2 separate regions of the Mus musculus genome follow, and region 1 is linked to region 2. The links are chromatin loops, found by intact Hi-C in ENCODE. Cell type or tissue: heart. All regions are shown on one strand.

Evidence for each region. A loop is a pair of places that touch in the nucleus more often than their neighbours do. Peaks named below come from ENCODE experiments on the same cell type or tissue, not always from the same donor. Only the 100,000 strongest peaks of a DNase experiment are listed, where the experiment ranks them.
Region 1: it touches region 2 in a loop (2.2-fold over the local background); 2 of 42 quality-filtered maps call a loop at or near these places.

Annotation. Positions count from the first base shown.
Region 1 is chr11:85,756,457-85,764,456 of GRCm38, forward strand. The region is part of intron 22 of Bcas3 (breast carcinoma amplified sequence 3); the gene reads left to right. Mir5110 (microRNA 5110) reads right to left here and starts at 4,246; the gene lies at 4,160-4,246. In heart, no CTCF peak of the experiment used is centred here; DNase peaks (open chromatin) are centred at 3,715 and 4,505; H3K27ac peaks cover 1,107 bases; H3K27me3 peaks cover 2,195 bases.
Region 2 is chr11:85,514,342-85,522,341 of GRCm38, forward strand. All of the region lies in intron 15 of Bcas3 (breast carcinoma amplified sequence 3), which reads left to right. Among named protein-coding and RNA genes, the nearest start is that of Bcas3, 170 kb to the left of the region's middle. In heart, CTCF peaks have their summits at 3,867 (motif pointing right) and 6,159; DNase peaks (open chromatin) are centred at 6,030 and 6,910; H3K27me3 peaks cover 1,694 bases.

The DNA of each region.
Region 1 (8,000 bases), 240 kb after region 2:
GTCTCCAAGAGAAAGGGCTAAGATCCAAGTGACCTGTGAGGACAGTGTGGCTCCTCAGTGGACAACACCTGGACCCTGGACTTCAGTTCCCAGCCTGCCTTTTTTATTTTAAATCACATATATGTATTCATGGGATAAATTATGGTAATTAGATATATGTAAATGTAATGATCAATTTTGAGTAATTAGCATTTATAATTTTCTCTGTTGGAAATCTTTTGGAAAGTAAGACTTTAAACTGGTTCCTCCTACCTAACTGTAGTTTGCTCTCTATTGCAACCCCCTTTGCATCCTCCATCTCCCTCTCCCTCCTAGACTCCACTGGCCTTTATTCTACTCTTTTATGAGATCAGTTTTTTATAATACAACATTCCTTCACCCATTCACCCATTGGTGGACACCCAGGTTGATTCTGTCTTGGCTATAGTAAAGATGAGAGTGTAAATTCCTCTTTTATATGCTAATTTCATTTCCTTTGGCTACAAACCCAGTGGTAGAATCACCAAATGGTGATGGTGGTTGTTTGGTTGTTTTTTTCTGAACCTTCGTATTATTTTCACGGTGATACTAAACTATCCCCCCCATAGTGTGTGGGAGTCCATTTTCTCCCTACCGTGTGTGGGAACCCCACTTTCTCCCCACCGTGTGTGGGAACCCCCTTCTTGCCCTCACCAGCCTTCTCTATCCTCACCAGGGTGAGGTGATGACTCCGTAGTGGTTTGGATTGCATTCACTGCTCACTGGTATGTTTTCTTTTAAGAAGTGTCAGGTTTGGGTCATTTGTCTATCTTTAAAATTGTATCCTTGGTTCTTTCCCTTGCATGGCTTGGGGTCCTTATGTGTGTCTACTTCTGCTTCCATGTTTGCATCTGTAACATAGCATACCTTCCTTCTAGCATTGTTAGGATAATTCAGTGGGTTCCTATCTGTAGAACACTTAAAATATTGCCTGGAGCCACCCATAAAAACTTTATTTGCAGAGCTGGAGAGATGGCTCAGCTGTGAGGAATATTTGTTTTTCTTGAAGACTCACAGGTTCAGTTCCCAGCACTTACATATGGCTTGCCACCATCTCGGACCCCAGTCTCAGGTCTGACCCCCCCCCCCTTCCCACCTCTGAGGACACTAGGTATGAAGGCAGAACACTCATACACATAAAAATAACTAACACTCATACACATAAAAATAACTAATTTTTTTAATGTTTAACTCTCAATAATGTTAACTATTTTATTCCTATTTTATAAATATACAAATTTTCCTCATATTTGAGATATTATACATAGAGATTAGATTCTGATTAAAATACTGACTCTGTCCTGGGGAATTTAACAGCTAACTCTAGCAGAGGAGAGAGATTCTATACAATAGCATATCTCAAAGACTAGATCTTGCTGTGGTTGATGGATGGATCCTTCACTGTCTAAACTTAGAATCTCTATTGAAGCTGTCTGGCTTGTGAAAATATTACATATTTGTTTTGAAGTCCATATTAGGACATGCTGTTCACTGTTTTGAGAAACTTATTGTATAATAATTTCTGTGTTGCTTTAAGAAGTAGCAGGTATGGGGGAATGCTGCTCTTAAATCTCCCTAAAAGGGGACTGGGAACCTGGCTCAGGCATCACTTGCCTTGCTAACACAAAGACCCTAGGCTAATCTCCAGCTCCCACATTAGAAAGGGAAGGCATAGTAGCACACGGTTACAATCCCAGCACTGGGGGGTGGAGGTAAGCAGATCCCTAGGGCTTCCTAGCCATAGTTCAGTCAAGTATAAGGTAAATAGGTCATTTCACATCTCATCTGCTAATGGCTATGGCTTGGGGTGTGCTGCTCGAAATAAAACAGGGACAGATCTTTGATCTTTTGCTCCTGAAGCTTACACCCTCACTCATCATCAGGATGGGCTGTGGGTCCTTCTGAAGGCCACTGTTCATGTTCGTTCTCTCTCTCTCTCTCTCTCTCTCTCTCTCTCTCTCTCTCACACACACACACACACACACACACACACACACACACACACCAGTAACAGTGGATACAGTGCAATAAGATGAGTCCCAGATCTGCACATTGCAGAGATCCTCTTTGGACAGATAAATCCTCCCAGGAATAGGAGAATGGTGGTGTCCACACAGACTGGCCAGGAAGCTAGTGGGCCGCCGCTCTCCTCTCCCAACAGGCAGATCTGTGTAGTTTACATCTGTGCCTAAGTGGCTGGAGTGGTTGGTGCACTGCAGAGCGACACTGACCTTGCTCATGCTTTGGGGGGTAATTGGACTTTCAGGATGAACTCTGAATAATCTGCCACTGTAATTGACACAAACCGGCTTTTCTTTCGCAGCAGACATTCATGCCTTCTTGCTCCAACTGTTTTTTCTTGAACAAACATGTGTATTGTAGCCAATGCAAGGAAAATCCCACTCACCAGTTTGATCTGAGTTGCTGCTGTCCAAGAACAATGGCCCAGTGTGTCGGCAGCCTTCGAGAATCCGGGTTCCGTGCCCGAGTCTGGTTGTGTGAGTCTCTTTGGAAGACCCTAAGGCCAGGAAGCCATTGGTCTAATGAAGACGCTCCTGCCACCCTGTGTAATATCAGTCCATGATCAGCCTTTTCCACTGCCAGCATAGGCTCTAGCCACAGCCGCAGAGTCAACACTGACATGGGCAGATAACACTACCGTCAAGGGGCTCTCTGAAGCTTGACGTAACAGTATGGGCCTGTAATCCCAGGTACTCAGGAGACTGAGGCAGGAAGTTTGCAAGTTGGAATTTGTAGCCTGGGCTACCAAGCAAGCTCAAGGCCAACTGAGCAACTTTGTAAGATCTTGTCTCAAAATAAAATAATAAATAATTGGGGCCAGGGGATGTACTCAGTGGTAGAAAGCTGGTTTAACATAGAAGTCCTTGGGCTCTGTTCTTAACACACACACACACACAAAAAAAAAAAAAAAAGGAAAGAAAGAAAGAAAGAGGAGGAGGAAAGGAGGAAGAAAGAAATTTAACTATCTTTTCTTTCATGTGCTGGCCCTTCTGTAACTTCCATAGTCACAGGAAGGACTTCCTTCTTCACTGAGAACCCACCACTTGGGGAAAAGAAATGGATTTCCCTAAGATGCTGGACACTTGGCGTCTCTGGTCTTGTTGATCTCACTGGTTCAGCAGCTAAGGAAGCCATCAACGTTAGACTGCACAGTGTTGAACTAAGCAGTCCTTGGGCTCACAGTGGTTATTGTGTGGTAGAAAGGGAAAGGCTGTTATTTTGCTAGAAGAAACTGGGGTTGGAAAAAAAACTCTACAGCACCTTCTGAAGGCGAGGCAGCTGGCAAAGGGTGGAGTGGCTTAAACACCCAGCCTCGAAGACTTACTGTCCTCCCAGCCTGTGCCAGACCGTCTTCCTATAGGAAGCTTAATCTGTGGTTCAACTTAAAATCTGAGGAAACATCTGGAATATTAGTTTTCAACCACATTTCAGACACAGAAAGTGGAGCCTAAGGAATAGCCCAGTTGGCTCCTCTCTGGGAGTGGGTAAGAGTAGAAAAGAATTGCTGATCTCAAGCATTTTGTTACCAGAATAACCCCACAGGAGAGGCCGGGCTGAACTGGGATTTGTGTGGGCCAGACAGTGTGGGGGATTTATTTCCGAGGCTGGAGGACAGCTCTTGGATTCCAGTGCCTCTCACTCAGCATCCTCCCTGGAGGCCTGCTTGCTGGAGAGGCCTTGCATCGGGGTGATGACTTCCTGGGAAGCACCTCAGAGCTGAGGCGGTTAACGAGAAAACAAGCAGCGGCCTCTGGCTACAAACCTCAGGGTTTGGGTTCTGGGGCCCAGGATAAAAATACACAGCTGGGAAGGCAAGCTCCCAATTAAGTGGAAGAGTTCAGGCAAGAGAGGTTCCAAGGCTGGGCAGCCTGCAACCGCACGCAGCCCTCTGTCTCCTTGAGCTGCCCCCGTCTCCCTGCTCCGGGCCAGCCCCAGAATCCTGTGGGGAAGTCAGCTGGCAGCATAAAGCCTGTCCCCCTTTTCCATTCAAAGAAAAGCTTGCTTGCCTTCAGCCTGCTGATTTATCTCTCTTGGCATCTCAGAATAGGAGAATATCAAAACTCAAAGGCTCCTTAAGAATCCAGCTCCTCACACTTTGATTTTGTGGAAACTGAGGCCCACTCAGGGCAAGTGGCTAGAACAACGTAGCCCTGTCCAGTAGTGGCAGAGATGACATCAAATTCCACCACCCTCTACCTCCTCCGCTTTTGTACTAAGCCTGTACCAGTTGGCACCTTGCCAGTCACCCCTGTTTCCTCTGACACCCCTCACCCCCACCTCAGGCAGAAGAATTCTCCTCAGCCTTCTTCTGAAAGAAAAGAAGCTAAGGCTGGGAGGGGAAGCAGGGCCCACAGCATTGCCGAGAGCACATGCCAGGCAGGCAGCCACAGAATCCCCATGAGTAGGCTGGGCCTCCACCGTCCGACCACACTCCCTCTCTAAGAACATGTGGGAGGACCCAGTTTGGCCGCCTCTGAGCCATGGGGCCTGCAGCAGCCATCCTAATAGCTCTATGGCTCCTGGGTTCCTCCTGCCCTTCTACCACTGCCTAGGACATTCACACAGCTACAGTGGCTTTGAGCCTTGCCAAGAGAAGCCCAATAGTTACTTTCAGACTCCAGTTCCTGCCAAGCCTGAAATAGTAATTGCCTGAAGGGTTCCAAAAAGCTGGGTTTTATCTGCAGCAGAGACTTAGCAAATCAAAACACAGGTCTTATCTCTGTAGTCTTTTCTCTGTTGTGTGGTCTTCTAAATGAAAAATGTTACCTAATTGCCTGAAACAGCTGGCCTGATGTTTAATTGCTTCAGCTTGCTAACCTGATATTCAGGACCAATAAATTATAGACAGGGAGGAGATAATCCTCTTCACACACCATCTCCATCTGGGTTCCCTTTAGGAGACATTACTGATTTGAGCCACTATGGGGGGAGGGGATTCCAGATGCAAACACTGTCAGAAGCCACCACATCTGTCTGCTGCTGTTGGACCTCAGCCTCCTTCTGTGAGGACATGCGTTTAATCCTCTCTCAAGCATCCCCGTGCTGCCCTCTGCGCTCCTGCCCACCTGCTTGGCACACACTCTGTGTCACAGACTCACCTGCCCCAACTATGCAGCCTCTGTTCTCACCTCAGTTAGTGGGCTTCCCAGAGAGCAAAGAAGCCCCTGGGAAAGGTGGCCCAGCGCCTCCTGGGATCCTGTGCAGCCTCCACCCTCACGTCGAGGATTCTGCAGCTTCCATTCTCCGCCCTCCCTGACATGGAGCCTGTGTTCTTACCACGACCCTGCTTGGTACCCCGTGCCTTTGCTCACACCAGTTCCTAGGATGTCCCTTGTTGTGCCCTAGACCTCACCTTCTCTTCCATTGCCAGATGCCACTCACTTCTCCTTCATGTGTCACCCTAAGTGCCACCACTTTGGTGCCACCTTCTTAGTCACGGCGGGTCCCGTGTCTCTTCTTCTCTGAGTACTTCAAGGCTAGGGTTTTTCCTTTTATATTTGCTATCCTCTGCTCCCTAGAATAATGTCTGATTTAAAGCCCCACAGCTCCTTGCCCCAGTGGGAGGTACACTTTGACAAGGATCTCAGCTGCCATTCTTAGAGCTGCAGAGGCCATGATCACAAGGCTGCTCTTAGAGCTGTACTTCATTGGTTTCTGAGATGGAAGGAAGAGATGAATAGAAGAGGCTGCAGTTCCTTCTCTACCCAGCATCTATCTGCTAAACTGCATGTAAGGCACTACGCGCTAGGCTAGGCTCCTCTGGTAACGTTCAACAGTTCTGCTATTTAAGATTAGTACATTAACAGTTTCAACTTAAATTATGTTTCACCATTTTCCCTATAAGGAATTTTCTCATGTGTTCAATAGCAAGAAGCTCACTCCAACCACTGCTGGCCCTTTTATGAAACTGCTATCACATGATACAAAATCCCTTTTTCCACACAAGACTCTGATAATGCTGGTGTCATTTGGGAACCTCTTCCGCAGTCCCGAGGTGAATATCGCATCGTACTTCTTTTCACTGCTTTGCGTTCTTAAAAACTCTGAGCTCCCTTCTCTTATTCTGAGGCTAAAATTGAAGCAGTTCTTCTGCACAAGCCTACCAAGGTTTCAGAATTACAGGAGTGCCTTACCACACTCCACTAGTTTGGTTTTGACACAGAGCTACATATAGACCAGGCTGGCTTCCAGCTTTTAGCAATTCTCCTGCCTCAACCTTCTGAGTACTAGGGTTATAGACATATGTACCACTATACTTTGGAGAATTCCAAGTATCTAAAGACTACTGTCTTATCTCTGAGTCTAATTTATTTTTTTTTTTAAAAAAAATGGGCATTCAAGTGCATGCCTGCAGTCAGGCACTAGGAGACTGAGGTAAGAGGACTGTCATGAGCTCAAGGCTAGCCTGGGATTCAACATAAGATCCCGTCTCAAAAGAAAATGACCTGTTTTACATAGGGTGTACCAGGACAGCCAGTGTACATAAAAAGACCCTATCTAGATAGATGAAAGGGTGGGTAGGTGGGTGGATGGATGGATGGGTGGGTGGATGGATGGGTGGGAGGGTGGACATATTCAGGAAAAATGCATCTATATAGAAGTTTTAAAGACTTTACTTGTAAGAATTATTTCCTAAGTAATACAGCTTAACAACTGTTTACATGCCATTCATGTTGTATCAGGTATTAGAGGCCATGGAGATGTGTGAGTTGCAGGAGCGTATGCATAGGCTACATGCACATACTATACTGTGTTATACAAGGGTCTTGCACAGCACTCATTTTGGTATCTTCAGTGGGGCCTGGATCCAATACCTTGCAGAACACAGGGGCGACTGTACGTCAGTATTGCATTCAGTTTCCCTGTCCTGTCTCCCCACTCCTACCCCTATATTTGATTAATTGGTGCATGTCATTGCTAGGCTTTTATGAGAAAGGCTCTGATCCCTGCCTTCCTGCCATCCTTGGCCTTTCTAGAAGCCCACCCAGGAAGCGCCATCTCTCCCCTCCTCCCCCCACCTTGTCCACGGCAGCCACACTCTCCCCTAGATGGCAGGCATAGACATTCATCCGTGTCCTGTGGCATTAGTAAGGGGTACACAGCTTAAGAGCACATTGAACCACAGACTGTGGGACAGTTCCCATCTCCTGACCCCATGGTAAGGACCAGTTCGGGCTTCTGAGAACTCCTGCTCTGGGGCCATATGCTATTTCCAGCCGAAGATGTCCACCTGCAGCTTTCTGCTCGTCTCAGCATTTTCATCCCCATTATTAGAGTCCAGCTGCAGTGTCTTTGAAGTTGTTTCCATGATGTTAAATGTTAACCATCATTCCCTTGGCCCATGCTGGAGAGTGCATTCCTTGCTGTTGGCATGATAATCACCACAGCTATATTGGCTGTGTTCTAGCTGACCACCTCAGCACAGAAAGAGCTTTGTACCAGACATCCTGAAACCTGGGTCTTGACCTGCTTGTACTGGGAAGCCATGTGACCTTGTGCATGTCTTTTCTCTCCTCTGGTCCTCATTGTCCTGCACTGTGAAGCATAGGGCTCACAGAGCTCTGAAACTGTTGCATATGTAAGCTGTGGTCCCAAGAGTTAGAGGACACACATTTATTCGTCTCCTTAAGCCCCAGTAGCTCAAGGGGATCTGGGCATGAAAGCAGTGCACTGAGAATCAGCTCCTGGGATAGAGTGCTATTCTAGCATGAACAGAGCCTGGTGTGTGATCCCTAACATGTAAAAACCATCCTGGCACTTAACTGTAGTGCCAGCGCTTGGGTGGCAGAGTGGAAAGGACCAGAACTTCAAAGTTATTCTGACTACATAGCCGGTTTAAGGTCATCCTGGGCTACAGGAGACTTTGGAGAGACAGGTAGAAATAAGGACCTGCTAAACATTTGAACTTGTAACCCTCGTCTTCTAGTTCTTTACAATGGGCTCGGCATTGGTGCTCTGGC
Region 2 (8,000 bases):
TTAGACCCTGTCTCAAAAAAGAATAGAAGTTAGGAAATGTCTTGAAATGATTTCAACTTTAAATTACCATCCTGTTTGTGGATGTCACCACAGTGATATTGAGCAAAGATCTAATGGCTATGAGTGGACAGCAGCACTTCTAAATGCTGAGCTGAGAATACACCTGCTGTACTAAGGGGGCAGTAAGACAGCTGCTCTGGTCAAGCACAGAGGGTCCCATGTAGTGATGTATCTACTTAGCTGATGGGAACTCCGTGGTGGGTTTTGGAAACAGGAGTGAGAGAAGACTGGTTTGGGTGCTCTGAGGGAGGACTTGTATGGAGGAGAGCGCACTCTGAGAGTGGAGACAGGGTCTTTCTATCCTGTCTTTCTACATCTCTTGGGAGACGGGGTCTCCTATTGTAGCCCGGGTGGCATGCTGGGGTGACCTGTGTGTATCTGGACACTGGGTAAGGCTTCCCGTGTTCCTAGCACGGTTGGAATCACTGGGAATGCATCTGCATGGGGATAGTGACCGGGAGGAAGGCTTCAATTGACAGCACCTGCAGGATTGGAGCTCCTGGTAAGAAGTGTCATCCAGAAGTTACTAGCAAGTGACACGAAGTGGGAAACCATATACAGGAGGTAGCCAGTAGCCAGGAGGATGGTGGTGACTGTGCTAAGTTCCAGCATCTGGTTAGGTGAAGGTTGGAGCTGACAGTCAGTTTAGTGACAGAGAAGACAGAACAGTTTGCTGGGGTGTAAGGAATTTGTCTAAGGGGATTTTAGTTAGAAAATTGGCACCACAAGTATTGATGGTGTCATGTTTTTATTCCTTCTTTTAGAATGTAATATTAACAGGGGCAAGATAGTGGGAGAAAGTTAGGGCTGCAGGCGACTTGGTCTGTTTTCCCAGATGTAGGTGCTGGCAGTGGATGATGGCCAGTGCAGCTGAATGATCAAGACCAAGGTGGGACGTAGACTGTAGGTTCACCACTTAAATTATGATGTGGCAACGGCCTTCCAGCTAGCTTAACTGTCTTTCTGTCTGTCTGTCCTGCTACATCTGGAGTTGCACTCTTACCTCCTGCAGTTATACAGTCCTGCTTTTTCCTAAGAAAAGCTGTCTTTTCTGTTCTGTTTCCTGCATCAATTGCTCAGCATTTCCATCTGGCTTTTCCGTTTATTTGTGATGCTGAGATCAAATCCAGGGCCTTTCACCTTTCTGCTGATGACTTTCCTAGTCTCTGTGACTGAGCTGTGTGTGGATAGAGGGCCTAGGGTAATAGAGGACCTAGGGTTAGACTTCTTCCGGGCTGTAATCTTAGACAAATTGCTCCGTCTCCCTACTGAGACCTGGTTTTCGCTACCTATGAAGCAGAGGTAATAATATGCCCAGTCTTGCACGGTTACCTTTGAAATTTCAGTGTTTAGAATAGTGCTTAGTGCGTATGGATCAACTGCTGTCACTCAAACTTTGCTGCTGTTCGTCAGCAGTGTGCAGGATTGATTCATTTCTCATGTTTTTTTTTTTTAACAAAACAATGTAAGTAAACAATATTACTGAATGAAATAAAAATTTGAATTTATTTCTTTGCTTTTAATTGCTTTCAGTATGGACATTAGCTTGTGAGTATTTCTAAAGTGGGAGATGATACAAATCCGCAGTTGAAAGTGGCACTAGTCACGGTTCCACACGTGAGCTCACATAGTTGATAGATGTGCTTTTTACATTTGTTTCTTTAGGTGCGTGCTTGTGTCTGCGTGTGTATGTGTGTGTGGTTGTATATGTACGTACGTGTTTCTGATAATCTTTGGGAGTTGCCTGTCTTCCCTTCACTGTGTGGGCCTAGGGATTGAGCTCAAGTGAAGAGTCAGACTTTGGCTGCAAGCCCTTGCTCACCCACCACACTGGCCCTGCTTACTTTTCCTGTTTCTTTATCTTGTGAAGTAGGTTTTCCTTTTAGGTTTAAGAATATAGTGTCTGCCCTGTCCTGAGATTTTTAAGGACTCACTGACCTCCCTTTGCCTCTCTTGTCCCTCCCTCTTTTTCCCTCCGTTCTTCCTAGGTCTCATTGGATAACCCAGACTGGCCTCACTAGTAGTTATGTGTAACTATGTGACCCCTTACGTAGCCAAGGCTACCCTTTATCACTGATTCTCCCTTCCTGCCTCCACCTCCCAAGGTTTGAGTATGTCCCCTAACCCAGCTTCTTTCTGGCTTGGTCTGGAGAAGGAGTTGTGCCAGGCCTGCAGCATCTGACAACTGAATTCCAGACCCTGCTCCCTCCCAACCTGAGGTTTGAGGACTTTGAAGGAGGCCTCTCATTTCTTGGACCCAGAGCTGCTATATTTCAGCAAATGGCTTACAAGTCCAGCAGTCTTTCTGTCTTTTTAGCATCTGTGTGTACGGCACTCCCGTCTTACCACTTGGAGACTGTTTACAGCCTTCATTTGATGGTTTATTGTAGTTATTTACTTTGGTCGATAGGGAGTTTTCTTGATATAGACCGCATCCTATTGTAAATATGCAGCAGCCACCCAGCTCCTCACATAGCTTCACCTCCTTGGGAGTCAGCAGCACCAGAGTGCCATGTCCTGACTGTTCCTTCTAGTCACTGTTTACTTGTGGAGTGGAGTTTCCATAAGTGTTTTAATTTTTGCCAAGAAAAATCAATCATGTGCGCTGAAGTTCTGCTTTAAATTCCATGCCTCATCTGACACAGAGTATATAAATGGTGCAGACACGCCATGTGGGAGAGCCCTCCTTGGGTCGCTTAGCACCTGGAGTTTGCTCTCTCCTTGTAGCCTGTTGCCTGAGGTCAGTGAAGCCTTGCTTCTAATCTGTTGTAAAAACCTAATGTTTTCCTGGTTCCCGAGGCATCCTCTGAAAACGTTGGCATAACTCTATGCTCATTTTGACATTTACTATACACCAACACCACCCACATTTTCAATATTTTCATGTCATTTTCTGTAATTGTGCAGAGATAGAGGATGAGTTCTTTATGCAAATGTTTGGGAAAGGGTAGCCTCACACAGCAAGATGTCTAATTTAAAAACCACATAAGAAGCCAAGATATGACACAAGTCTGTGATTAAGTACTCTGGATGCTGAGGCAGGAGGATTGTCATGAATTTGGGACCAGCCTAATGCTGATAGGTGATATCCCATCTCAAATTATCCTTTTTAAGTCACTAATTGAAAAAAACTATTAAAGAAAGATAGCACCTCTAGTAGTTCATAATCTTTATAGCAGTGTGTAGTTCACAGAAGTATTAAGAGGGACATAGAGTGCATAAGGATATGGCTCAGTGTGTAGTTTTGCTACACACATGGACGTTTATCTTGCAGGAGCCGCCTCTAGTTCCAGCACTTGGGAGGAGTAGTCACGAAGATCCCCGGAGCAAGCTGACTGGGTAGCCAGTCTTGGGCCTGCAAAGCTCTGGGGTCTGTGAGAGACTCTTTGAGCAGGGAAGCACTAGAACAAGAAACATGTCGTGGAATGTCTGTGTGCACACACATACACAGGCACTACTCACACCAGCCAAATGGAGGCATACGTAGTCCCATGTGTGAGAGAAGTAAAGTAAGCTATGAGAACCCTCAGGAGCCTGTTAGTGTACAGTGCTGTCTAAAAATGTTTTAAACATAAAATTAAACCCAATTTAACTACTGTAATCTTTTATGTTGTTTAGATAAACTCCTTTAAAATAAATGCAACAAGAAAATATAAAATAAATATAAATTTAATGTAATTATCACTTGATGCAAATACAATCTTTCAATTTGCTTTTTTTGCTTATGAATACAAATTTGCATTTGCAAATCATGAACAGTTTGGGTTTAGCATTTAATGGTTAATGAAACATGCTACCTCTAGAGGGCAGTGTGCTCTCAGCTTTTCTGTTCCTGTCATCAGGGCTTGAACCTGGGTATCTTGGGAGCAGATACCACCATGGCATCTCTTCGTTTTCTTGTGTTTTCTGTGTTTTCTTCTCCAAATTCTTCACAAGGATGTGGACTCTGTATTATCACCAACTTACAGCTCTTTTGAGTACTTTGTACAGATGTTCATTTCCTGTGTGTGACTCTTGACGACTGCTGTGAATGGAAACATTTTAGTTGTGTTATTTCCTAAGTGCTGTCAGTGTGCTCCCAGCCCTCCTGTCCCGGAGCATGTGTGTCCTGCTTTTTTGTAAACCAGCAGTTGTCTGGATGCCATGATTCAGGCACTGTTAGTGCTGTCAGCTCATCTCTCTGTTCTTACCACTGATTGGCCCTGTCCTTCCTTCCCTTATCTAGTCCCCAGTAGCCTCTGCTTTCCACTTCTTGTTTCTTCTCCACTGTTTTCCTGTATGCCCCTTTCTAAAGCTGCTGTGAGATGAATCTTGGCTCTCCTGTCTGGGCCTGGAGCTCCTGTTTGTGCTTTGTGTTTTTGTATTTGTGAGAGATTCCCCATTGCCACCATCCCATGTCCTACTGCATTCTTGTCCCCACAGTGTGTTCTAACAGAGACTTTTCTTTGAACATTTCTCTTACTATCATGTCTTTTCTTATGTTATTTTCTATTGTTTAATGTTTTTACAGGTTTTTGTCTTTTTTTTAAGCTATTATCTCCATTGTTTAATTTTCTTCTTTGTCTGACTGACATTGTAGTTCTGACTGGCATTGTAGTTCTGACTGGCATTGTAGTTTTGACTGGCATTGTAGTTCTGACTGACATTGTAGTTCTGACTGGCATTGTAGTTCTGACTGGCATTGTAGTTCTGACTGACATTGTGCTCACACTGGATAGATTTTGAAGTACTGACACCTAGACTCATTGCTGTGATGAAGCCAAAATATCCTTGACCACTACATGAAAATGACTGTTTCAGTCTTTAGTTTTATTACTTACTAATTTGCTTTTATTTCATTATTTAATTTTTTAAAATTGTTGAGCCTTCTCTCCAGCCCCTCCAACTCTGTCGTTATGAGCACTGTCTGATCTTCCAGAGTACCTATGTTCAACTCCTGTTACCTACATGTTGACTCACAATTGTCTGTAAGTTCAGTTCCCAGGAATTTAATGTCATTGCAGGTGGTATACACACACACACACACACACTCACTCATGCATGTAAACACTCATACCTGTGAAGTAAAAGTCAATACAGAATGATTGATTATCTTCCCTGTGAAGGGATCAGTCTATCTTCCATTTCAGGCATAAAAACAGGATTAAGACTACAAACTCTGAGCTGGGCGGTGGTGGAGCACGCCTTTAATCCCAGCACTTGGGAGGCAGAGGCAGGCGGATTTCTGAGTTCAAGGCCAGCCTGGTCTACAGAGTGAGTTCCAGGACCCCCAGGGCTACACAGAGAAACCCTGCCTCAAAAAGAAGAAAAAAAAAAAGACTACAAACACTGAAGTTGGTTTTGATAATTTTGGAAGGTAAAATATTTTAGTGTTAAGAGTTAAAAAAGATCTAGAAAACTGCGAAAACTTACTTTTCTCTGAGTGAGGGATCCTGTTCTTATTCTTTCCTTTTCTGTGAGTAAGTACTCTGTCCTAGTTCTGTTGCTCTAGAGAGATTTCTGTGAATTACAGAGGAAGACATTTTAGTTGTTTCCGAGAAAGACAAAATGTTAGGTAGATAACTCATCCCAGAGGGGACCAGGAAGGTGTCCCCTTTGTACTCCAGAGAAAGACATTTGGAAGCAATGTTTTCAGTATTTGGTCTTGAAGAAAGTACAGAAGGCAATGAGAGTCAGTAACCCTCTCAGGACAGATGCCTCTTAGAGCTGTTAATTACTAAAACACCCAAGTGACAAGTTGGAGCTGAGTGGAACAGGCAGACTAGTATTGCGGTTTGACTATCTGAAGAGGAATTGTAAATCTGGTGTTGGTAATGTTAGCTTACAAAATGGTTAAAATATGAAGAAAGACGAGAAAAAGAAGAGTGGGTTCACACTGTGTCAGGGTTATGTGCACGTGGGAGGTGGGAGGGGTCCCCGTGCTCCACGGTGGATGGCGTGGGAGCTGGGAGGCGACGAGGAAAGGGAAGGGATTTCCGGTTCATTGGAAGAGCTGCTCACTTGGGCTCAAGTGTTTGTGCAGGTGAGAATTTCTCAAGCCACAATGAGGCACCAGAGAGAAGTATTTCAGAGTGGACAGAGGAGTCCTGAGGGCATGGCTCCTCCTGGTGACTGCAGAAGAGACCAGCTTTTCATGTTCAGTGTCAAGGTCTATCCTGGGTAGCAAACGATTTATCGCTTTTCATTCTAGCATTGACACGGCACGGGATGAAACAGCTTCACCTTTTATAAAAGTCATAGATGTGGAAAAAAGATCAGGTGTCTGTCGTATAGATAGATGAATAGGACATTCCTGCAGTCACCCAGGCCCTCACAGTCGAGGGTCCCAGGAGGCTAGGGCTTTCTCCCTTGCAGGTGTGCTGCGTCCAAGGCTGTTGTCGAAGAACCCCATGCTTCTAGTGCTCAAGGACATTCTACAGCACAGAGGTTAATTCATAAATGCACCTTTGCAAACTTGGAGCTAGCCATCTAGATCTTGATTTCATTCTAATATTTGTAAAATGTGCTAAATTTATACCATTTATTTATTTATTTGCTTACAGTTTTATTTCAGGATTTGTTGGTTATTTAGGGAGCTATAATTGAGCATCAGTTTCCTGTTTGTTTTCCTTAACTGGTGTGTGTAAGCACCTGTTTTCAAGCTGGGAATGAAAATGCATTCGAGTACAAAGGGTTTCTCTTCCTCATCAGGAACTGCTGATGTGGCCTTCTACACCACGCTCCAGCCTCTCTGTGCCCTTGAGATCTGGTGCTCGTTCCCAGCTGAAGGAAATGCATCTTTGACACTTCTCATGACCTGAGTCATGATGCTGAAATAGAGCCAGAAAATATTCTTAACAGTCATGGGTAATAAGCAGGAAGGCTTCCGTTAGCAGTGGAGGAGGGTGAAGGGCCAGAGAACAGTAGTGCCTGGGGCCTGGGGGATGTGCAGAGAAGAAAGGCTACCATTTAAATTTTGAATCTTTAATTTTTTATTATTAAGAAAGTTGGTTATATTTTCTAGTTATATTTGTTATTCAACACAACATATGTATTTACTATTTTTAAAAATTGTTTTTAAGAAATTGTCTCGTAGCCCAGGCTGTCCTTAAAATTCCTATGTAGCCAAGGGTGACCTCAATCTTTGATCCACCAGCTTCCTCCTGAGGAGTACCAGGATTCAGGTGTTGTCACCGTGTGAAACTTCCGATTTTAAAATGTGATTGTCCCTCAGAAGGAATGGTTAAAAAAACTCATATTGTTCATATTAGTTTTCCATGTGTTACTTAGTACTGTTTTTATAGGGTTTTATGCTGGTACTTCTCTGCAGTCTCTGAACTTGGGTAATAGAGAAAGGAGGGTTTCCATGAATTCAAGGTCATACTGGGAAAATGTTCAAACAAACTTGCTAACTGCATAAAGAAAAACAAGGTATATTTTATGGATTGCAGCTAATTCAGTGCACAGTGTGGTTGCTTGTTTGTTTGTTTGTTTTTGCTTCTGACTGAATTCCTGATACTTTTATACATCATATGTGTACCCATGTAAATGAGGTAGTATTTTGTAAATCTACCTCCTCTGTGTCATGGTACAAATCAATTGTGAGATAAGGATGAAGAGTAGGTGCTCAGGGCTACTGAGGCTGGCTGCTGAGGTGGGATGCTGCGCCTGTGCCGTGCTTGTGCCCGACTGCTCTCAGGGATGTCAGACTCTGATGTTTTGAAATAATACAGTTTTTATCTTTGAACGGAGCTTGCTTCAGAGGCAAGTGCAGTGTCCCAGGGTGCTCCATTTGGTTATTTCAAGATGGATTATTGCTGTGTAGCCCTGCTGGCCTGGTACTGGCTGTTTAGCCATTGCTTGCTTCAATTCAAGGCAAGTCTGCCTCAGCCTTTCAAGCGCTAGTGTGATATGCTGGAACTGCAACTTGGGGCAGGAATTTGAATCTTAGGGGAAAAGGC